Linked DNA regions of Homo sapiens: region 2 is linked to region 1. A link is a contact called in ENCODE Hi-C or POLR2A ChIA-PET data. All regions are on one chromosome and are shown on one strand. Each heading gives the region's core, a stretch centred on a gene start or an enhancer-like site at or near the end of the contact. The rest is flanking DNA. Distances are from core to core; before and after follow the strand shown. Region 1 overlaps PEAK1 (pseudopodium enriched atypical kinase 1). Region 2 overlaps HMG20A (high mobility group 20A).

The links. Hi-C counts contacts between places; a loop is a spot of excess contacts on that map. ChIA-PET counts read pairs that join two places held with the same protein, here RNA polymerase II (POLR2A). Pooled maps may share reads with other maps.
Region 2: a loop to region 1 is called in a map of endothelial cell of umbilical vein, with 9 times the contacts of the local background. The contact joins two enhancer-like sites. A Hi-C loop is called at or near these places in 1 of 168 maps with a recorded cell type or tissue (endothelial cell of umbilical vein), 3 of 37 single-sample maps with no recorded cell type and 8 of 50 pooled maps. POLR2A ChIA-PET finds 5 or more read pairs at or near these places in 2 of 52 experiments (WTC11 and activated CD8-positive, alpha-beta T cell).

Annotation. Positions count from the first base shown.
Region 1 is chr15:77,186,333-77,190,925 of GRCh38, forward strand. All of the region lies in intron 6 of PEAK1 (pseudopodium enriched atypical kinase 1), which reads right to left. Among named protein-coding and RNA genes, the nearest start is that of LINC00597, 37 kb to the right of the region's middle. RefSeq lists an enhancer at 1,413-1,632. Within about 2 kb of position 1,664, at least 10 of the 41 ENCODE cell types and tissues checked have a DNase peak (open chromatin) inside an H3K27ac peak, as active enhancers do; they include endothelial cell of umbilical vein, where a contact is called at or near this core.
Region 2 is chr15:77,455,384-77,459,833 of GRCh38, forward strand. It overlaps HMG20A (high mobility group 20A), which reads left to right. Exons shown (of 10, transcript NM_001304504.2): 2 at 3,021-3,113. The coding sequence starts at 3,025. Among named protein-coding and RNA genes, the nearest start is that of HMG20A, 37 kb to the left of the region's middle. Within about 2 kb of position 1,893, at least 2 of the 41 ENCODE cell types and tissues checked have a DNase peak (open chromatin) inside an H3K27ac peak, as active enhancers do; they include endothelial cell of umbilical vein, where a contact is called at or near this core.

The DNA.
Region 1 (4,593 bases), core at 414-2,913:
GTAGATAATAGTAAAAATAATTCCCCACTTTGAGTAAAAGTAAGTTAATTCAGTCAAAAGATGGCTAAGCTGATTAACAGCTATCACTTATCAACAGAATAGCCAAATGAGACTCACCAGGAACACCATTTGCTTATGTCAGTGTTGTGTGCACTAGGAACCCATGTTGCATATGACATTCGTTTACAAGTTTGTGTCCATCTGTATTCATCTGGTTTAAAACCGAGACACTTATACATATGTAACAAACCTGCACATTGTGCACATGTACCCTAAAACTTAAAGTATAATAATAAAAAACAAAAAACAAAAAAACCGAGACATGAACCAGGCAAACACCTTTAGCAAGCACCAGATGGAGCTGCTGTCTAAGCCACAAAACCTTAACCACGAGGGCTTCATTTTAAACACTAATTATATTTGGAGACAAAGAGGTGCACTTAAAGACACTGTCAAAACTATTTTAACCTACAACAGTCTCATAGAGGGGGAATCTGTACCAGATGCAGGTCTGTCCAAAGAGCAATCCTTGGGTTTTACAGCCTTTGTGAAATGACTTCAGTGGCAATCAATAACTAGCAGCTTTCCCTGCTCAACACCAACGCTCCCCAAATGGGAAACTCCAGTCTCCAAAGTTATGCTTGAGAAATAAGAAATGTGTCTCCTGAGGCACTTACACAAGGAAATAAAACAGTCTATCCTGGTGTCTTCTATTTATTTGCCAGAACAGGTCTGATACAGAGCACCCAAATGGAATGTTTGATAAGAAAAGCTCATTTACCTCCACATTCCTTATAATCTCAAAGCAAATCTTCTAGATGAAATAGTCTATGGGAGAGTTTAATGGCTGAAGCTGCCCCTAGGAGGTAGCCAGGATTCCATGATCTAAAATCCTATTTCATATTTGACAGTTTTCAGGACCAAAGCCCTTCAGGCTATAGATTAAGCTATTCAAGAGTGGCCTATTTCACTTCAAGTCATGACAGCTTTTTAAGAACCTATTACTGTTTTTTATTCTCTCTACTGCCATACAATGACAATAATTAGTTTGCTTCTAGTCCAACAGTTTCAGGCAGATTTGATACCAAAAAAAAACCCCACAAAAATACAAAAAAACAACAAACAAATCCACAATGGATTTCAATCTTGAAATAAACTGGCCAGCAGAAAGAGCTGGAGCTCCTCAAGCTGGATTCAATTTCCATTAGTGAAGAAAAGGAAAGTGTGTAGGTGGGAGATTAAACACCATATATACAGCATTTCCTAAAGGCACCCAAGGAGAATCTGTTAATAATAAAGGAGGATGGAGAATGAACTGCTAAGCTCCTCCAATTCTGTGACTCCCGAAGCCCACCATCTCTCTCCATAAAATCTGTCACATTGCCATGGAGGCAGAGTCAAGAATCCTCACTGCTGTACGTGGGCTTTTAAGGACACTCTCAGTGAGGATCTATTGCCTATATGTCATCCCACATATTAGTCCATCTCCAGGATGCTAGGGAACAATTTACAAGTCAAGGTTCTCACTAGGCTTTTGTTAAAGAACATGTGGGTCACTTAAAAAAAAGGAAAGGAAAATGTGACAACCATACCCACGTCACTGTTCCCAACCTTTCCTTCTTCCACAGTGAAAAATGCTGACCTGACACCTCAACCAGCTGCCAAACTCTTCAGTATATGACTAAAAGGGTGGGGAGAGGAAGTGAAAGCAAAGCTGCAGGAAGAAGTTTTGCAGAAGATAAAACACAGCTTAAATTTGGTACACAAATGGAAATTCCATGAGTAAAAGGGACTTTCTTGAGATCTGACTGAAAAAAAAAATTATCATTCCTTGCTATCACAAGAACATGAGGTTCTCCTATCTAAAGAAGAAACCAAAGTAAAATCTGCTTAATTTTGGAAACTTAATGAAATCTCCAGAAGCCCATCCAGTTCCAATTGTTCTAACCACAACAGTTTTTCTAACAGTTCACTGCTCCTGTCACATGGTAGTCATCTCAGGATAAGAATCATGTAACAACAAATGCACCCCTGCAAAGCAGCACCGCTCAGTTCCAACTAATTTTTAAATTCAAACTCTTTGACGAATCAGTTAACTACTACTAATAATAATTATTATAAACTTGGTAATAACTAGTTATAAGATTAGAAGTTCCAAAATGTTCCCTGAAACCACTTTAGACCCCTATTTAAGAAGGTATACATCAGAGAAGAAGTTAAAGTATTATCTAATAACAGCCAAGACTCCATAGTCTTTTATAGTTTTATTTTATTCACAAGCTTTTTCTTCTGCTTGGAATGTATTTCCTCTAATGCTGTTCCATTTGTTGAAACCCTATTTATCCTTCAAGATGCAGTTTAAATTTTACCTCTGTGATGAAGTTTTGCCTAACTCGATTATACCACATTGTTTTGTAATTATGTAAGTCCCCAGAAGGCAGGTCTAAGTGTTTTTCCTCTCTATATCTCTTGAATTGTTTGGAATACATTGGATACTAAATAAATGTTTTCACTCAAGAATAATTCTAGTTAGCATTTACTACTAAGTACCAGGCCCTTTACCCATAAAAACTCATAATTCGGCCAGGTGCGGTGGCTCAAGCCTGTAATCCCAACACTACATTTTGGGAGGCCAAGGCGGGCAGATCACCTGAAGTCAGGAGTTTGAGACCAGCCTGGCCAACATGGTGAAACTCTGTCCATACTAAAAATACAAAAATTAGCCAGGCGTGGTGGTGCGCGCCTGTAGTCCCAGCTACTCAGAAAGCTGAGGCAGGAGAATCACTTGAACCTGGGAGGGGGAGGTTGCAGTGAGCCGAGATCGCGCCACTGCACTCCAGCCTAGGCAACAGAGCGAGACTCTATCTCAAAAAAACAAAACAAAACAAACACCTCATAATTCTCACAAAACTCTATGATAGACATACTATTATTTGCCCTACTTTACTGATGAAGAAACTGAAACTTGCCCAAGGTCACATAGCTAGTAAATGGCAGAGCCAGGATGAATGCATGCATGCACGTATGCATGCATAAATGGTATAGCTTCATGGCATCTGGAGGCTGCTTTAAACATAAACATGGCAGTGTCTGAAAGACAGTCCACACAGCAGCAGCAGCAGCAGCAGCACTGTCCACCATAGTGGAATTCCACCATGAATGAAGAAGTGTAAGAAATAGGCACACCCACACCTTCCCCTCCTCAGCTCTAAGATGATCAGTCCAGGTGCTCACTGCAGAATAAGCCAGAAGGAAACAAACAGGCATAAACTTAGCTAGTAGGCTGTCTCAAAGTTGTGTTTTTTGTGTTTCAGAGTGTTGAGGAAGTAATATTACGAGGCAAATTAAGCATGATCTTTCATCCAGCTCTCCAAGTCAGGAACCACTCTGATTTGGAGGGGCCACTGAAGTGGCTGGTTGAGAGTGAGTTGGTGAGATGTTGCTATCAGTCACCTTGCTCTGTTCCTCTTCTCCATTGCCCTCAACCTCAGAGCCAACTGCCAAGTGAAGAAAGCTGGACTGCAGGCTAAATTAGGGAGTCACAGCTGATTGAGATGTGAGAAGACAGGGAATAAGAAAGAGACTAAATAAGGGCAGAGCAAAATTCAAATAAGAGAAGGTGGGAAAAAGGAAATTGGGAAGGAAGGAGAAATAAGAAAATAGTTAATGATTCTAAGAAAAATCCTGCTTGAATGTTTATAGCCACATAATCAGAGTGAGCAATGTCATTTTCTACCACTCTTCACTCATTTTTGGAGGCTTTATTGTCTTGTGTTACTTTATGTTTGGCAGGAGGCATTATTTTTCCAATTAAAAGAAATTTTACCTTTCCCAGCTATAGAAAAGAGTGAACAATACATACTGTAAAACATTTATAATTTAGACTTTTAAAGGGAAAAAGTACTTCTAAATTAATGAAAGTCTGAATTACACAATACTTTGAAGAAGTATAGATTTATTGCTTTTGAGGAAATACCATAATAAACTAGTCTTTCCTAGTGCAGATATTTGGACCTGTTCTAATAAATAAGTTGGAATTATTTTCTTAATGGTTGTAAATACATAACTTAAAATGCAGTCAAAGAATACTTCTCACACTGGAATCTGGGATGTGTTTTCAAGGGTCTATGAGTTCTCCAAAAGAGCTGAATATTAAACTGAAAGTAAAGTTTACATCTAAAATAAACTAATGTAAACACAGGCAGGATCATTGCAATGGCCATATTAACTAAGCACAGCAATATAATTTCCAGGACTACAAATACCTTTCTGTTTCTAATATGAGCTGACACCAAGCACACTACTTTAACTGTAAGAAATAATGAGAAAAGAAAGGCTCACTTAATATGTAGATGATACAGTTCTACCAAGTAAAGACCAAAATGACATCATGGTGCAACCACTGTGTATTGTACCAATCTTGAATTTTCAATACCGTAGAAAGAAATGTGGCATAAGAAGACAGCCAATGGTAATGAAAACTGCAAAGAAAACTAGGGTGGCTGGCAGCTCCTTACCCACACAGTAAGCAGCAATTTAGTTTCAGCAAAACTTCATCTATTATATTAAATTGCTGTTAATTTGCATTTCATT
Region 2 (4,450 bases), core at 643-3,142, 270 kb after region 1:
AATCATCATTAAAATATTTTAAATTGGCACTCTTTTATATGTCAGGTTTTTTTCAGTGAGTGGTTAGTGTTAGAGGGAATTTTGGGATTTCCAAAGCTCAGGTCCAGACCCTGGTTCAAAGTGTTCTAAGTGGCAAAGTAATATCATTTTTGTGAGGCTTCCTGGTAGAAGCCTTCACTGGATAAGTCCCCTCTACTAGGTAACATCTGCATGATAGACCTGTTTGTATAAAGTGCAGTGAAGAGCCAAACTTGTATATTGCTTTGCCTTTGAACAAATTTCTCTTCTTTACTCATTTAGAGCAGCATTCATTACATTTCTTAAGTGCTTTGCATAAAATTTCAAAGTTCAGTGTGACCTCTGTACTGGGACATCATCAGGCACAGATGCTACATGTGAAGGGCTTTTGGCAATCAGTGGCTTGGTAGCCGTGATTCCTTTTGAATCACTCCCTCATGGACCATATGAAATGCATTCTCCCAGGATCCCAGACATATTCTTGGGAATCATTGTATTTTCCGACTTACTGGACTAGTTTAGAGGCCTTTGGGTTTCACTGCACTTTTCTTCATTTCCTTCTTTTGTTGATCTTGGCCCCTTAACCTTCCACCCACTTTATTACTCATTTCTTAGGGACCTGACTACTCAGTAACACTGAGAAAATATATCTGAAACCATATGGGTTTGAATACAACAAACTTAAGAGAGGGAAAATAAAAAAGGAAAAAATGTGTGTTCTCTGAACTTCCTTTGTTTATATGATCTGTTTATATGTTGTTAAGGTTATGTTATCCAGCTGCCTCCCCACGTTTCAGAAATGACTAAAGATATCTGGAAAACACTCTAACAGGGTCATGTTGGCATAGTGGATGAAAAGACACTTCATTTGTCCCTCACCAGATAATATATCTTCTTTTGAGGCATGGGAGCAATGCCAGGAGCTTTAAATGCTGAATCTCAAGGTTCTTGAAAGGCCATTGACTTCTAGGGATACTTTTAGAAAGAAGCCAGTCAATCCCAGGCGTAGTGGCTCACACCTGTAATCCTAACACTTTGGGAGGCCGAAGTGGGCGGATCACTTGAGGCTAGGAGTTCAAGACCAACCTGGCCAACATGGTGATACCCCGTCTGTACTAAAAATACAAAAATTAGCTGGTGTGGTGGCACGTACCTGTAATCCCAGCAACTTGGGAGGCTGAAGCACAAGAATCACCTGAACCTGGGAGGCGTGGGCAACAGAGCGAGACTGTCAAAAAAAAAAAAAAAAAAAAAGCCAGTCAAGTGAGTTCCCTAAGGTATATACCTGGCCATTTGAATGTTTGCTCACTATGGTTAGTCTGTATGGTATCTAACAGATATTACAGTTTTCTTTTGGTAAAATGAACATTGACATTGGTGTGAGGTGATGTTAGCAGCCCAGGCTTTAATCTCGCCTTTGTATTGTATAATGTGAATTAAAACTTAAGTACACTTGAGTCAGGGTTATTCAGTAAAACATGTGGAATGGAATTTTGTGGTATTTATTAGAGCTATTCCACTTGTAAACACCTTATCTTGAAGGAACTGAAAAGAGGTTGCAAGCATTCCTGCAGTAGAATAAAGTGCTTATGATGGTTGAGTGAGAAGTTCCTCTCTACCTTCCATGCTCTACCTACTGTAATGGGTAATATTTGTACAGAGATGTGTTTTTCCCATCAAGCTGTTTATGGAACTTGGCCTGCTAAATAATAAACTTAGAAGTGAGAATAAGTAAGAATAAGGAATAAAACATCAGTGTTATCTTTTGGAAATAAATCACTCCATTGAACATGGAGAATGTGGTCCTCGTGTCATCGGCATTTTCTTCATATTTCCACCTCAGTGGAGTGATCCTGGCTCTGCTTTGCCGCTGTGCTTTCCTTTTAATTGCTGTTTCACCAGGTCTCCTTAGCAGCAGCAGCGCCTGAAATAACTCCTGAGGAAGCTCCTAAGTGAATTCTCATAATTTGCTTCTCAATTCTCCCAATTGATTGAGGCACTCTTTCTTGAGTGCTTTGCAGTTCTGTGTAAGTGGCTGATGTTTGGGGTCACTGCTGAATGTTTTGTTTGAATATCCCTTTCATGATGAAGGGAAGACTGCTGCTTTTAACTACATGGGGTGATGCCCTTTGTGGTAAGCCTTGAAAGGCAAAAATCGTTTTTCATAGTGATATGCCAAATGAAATTATTCTCTTTGTCACTTTGTCCTTTTATCCTTTCAGTCTGATAACCTCAGTTCTTGTGATTTGTTTGTTTTCTTCAATTAAGCTTAGTTGTTTCCTGTACCCAGGTGCATGCTATTTCTGCTCTTGGTTATGATGGTGTGTGGAGCATATTTCTGACCTGGAAGTGTGGTTTCTTTGACTGAGAGCCACATCAGCATGCCTTCCATCCTCTACTTCCTTTGCATTATTTCCTTTTGGAGGGCTCAGTTTGCCATCATTTAATCTATAGATGATTCATCTGGGACTGAGAACTGGTAATGCTGTAATAACAATATCTTTCTTTATATAATACTCAATGCACTTACTACCTTAGATTTTCTCTGTTTATGGAGCACTTTCATTTTAATCTCTCACAATAACCCTTTGGGTTAAGTCAGCAATTTTGTCTTAGTCTAAGATGGTGAAATTGTAGCTCAAAGAGCTTAAATAGCTTGCTCAGAGTGGCAGTGCTTCTGAGTTACCCTGCTTAACAATTTCTACAGGAAATGAATACTTTTGAAGATACTCTGGATAAATAAAAAGGAATTTTCCAAACCACATCCCATTTGTTAAAACCTAACTTGTTTTCAGTCTGGTCAGTTGATAAGACCAAGGTTAAAAGGCCCATTTACCATACAGTTTAAATTGATGTGTCCAAGTCAAGAAAATAAATATTTAGGTCAGTTTTTATTCTGTTGCTTATATGATAAAGTTCAAGAAGGCTGGCTCTTAAATTAGTGGAACTTGAAATGGAAGTAATTAAGCCATTAATTTTTTTTTATTCTCTTTTCCTTTCAGAGAGATGGAAAACTTGATGACTAGCTCCACCCTACCGCCCCTTTTTGCAGATGAAGACGGTTCCAAGGAGAGTAATGATCTGGCTACCACTGGGTAAGCAGCTGCTTTAGGACACTGGACTTCTCCATAGGCCTCAAAACAAAGCTTCTAGCAAAGTAAGAGGTCCTAAAGAGGCAGTTTTATATCATAAGAATAGACGGTGCACTTGTTTCACTTTGCAAAGAGAGTGACAGCCATCATAAACCACTTTGTAATCTGCATTCAATTATCTTTTGCAGTGCTCTGGTTTTTGTGAACTGGTACAACAATATGTGGAATCTAGCAAACACTGGTGACTCCAGTTAAGAAAATTATATAGTCACCATTAAGGAAATACCTGCCACAGAGCTAGCTCTAAAAAACAAATGCATTTTTTCTGTTCAAATTACCACAGATATTAAAATAGTTTTTTCCCAAAGATCAGATTTTTTAATGTGGTTCTTTATTCAAGATGCTTAGTAACTTTAGCTGACTTCTGTTCCTTTCCCCATCCCACCCCCTTCTCCTTTCTGTGGGATCTTTTGACAAATATTTAAAGAGATATAGAAAAGGGTTAATAACAGTAGTCCACCTCTTCCCTTGAAAATCTCTGTTCCACTTGAATTTTTATCTTTTCTAGATGTTTAGAAGTTATTTGGCAAAGAGAAAGTGTGTTCACTAATAGACTGAAGTGCTAGCTAATCCCTAAGATGAATTATTTTAATATTCTTTAGAGCTGTTTAAAAAATAGGCTATACTTTGTAATTCTGTTTCCTTCCCTCACATTTATGTCTCACCTCGTTGATATCCGCCTTTGACCTCACTACTCAGATGAAAGTGTTCTCCAAGACTTTTCTAAAGGCTGCTTAGTTACTATATTCATTCAGTAAAAACTTTCTGAGTATCTGCTATGTGTCATTGTTCCAGGCATTAGATAGAAAGCATTGATCAAAATAGATAAAAATCATAGGCCTTTTAAAGTTCAAATTCTACTTGTTGAGTCAGACAATAAACAGGATAAATAAGCAAAACATATACTATGTTGATAAGAACTATAGTTTAAAAAAAGAAAAAAGTGGAGAAAAGGGATAGGAAGGGTTTGGGGATGCAGTTTTAGACAGGATGGGCCAGAAAGTGTTTAATGAGAAAGTGACTTCAATAAAGACCTGAAGGAAATAAGGCAACTGGCATGCAGTTTTCTGGGGAAGATTATCCTAGACAGAGGGAGCAGTAGGTGCAAAAGCCCTGAGGCAGGAGAGTTTCCATCTTATCGAAATAGCCAGGAGGACAGTGTGACTAGAGCAGCACATAGCAGCAGGAGAGGCAGTAGAGGACTACATCAGTCCTTCTCAAACATATGAATTGCCAAGAGAGCTGATGAAAATGCAGATTCTGATTTAGAAAATCTTAGG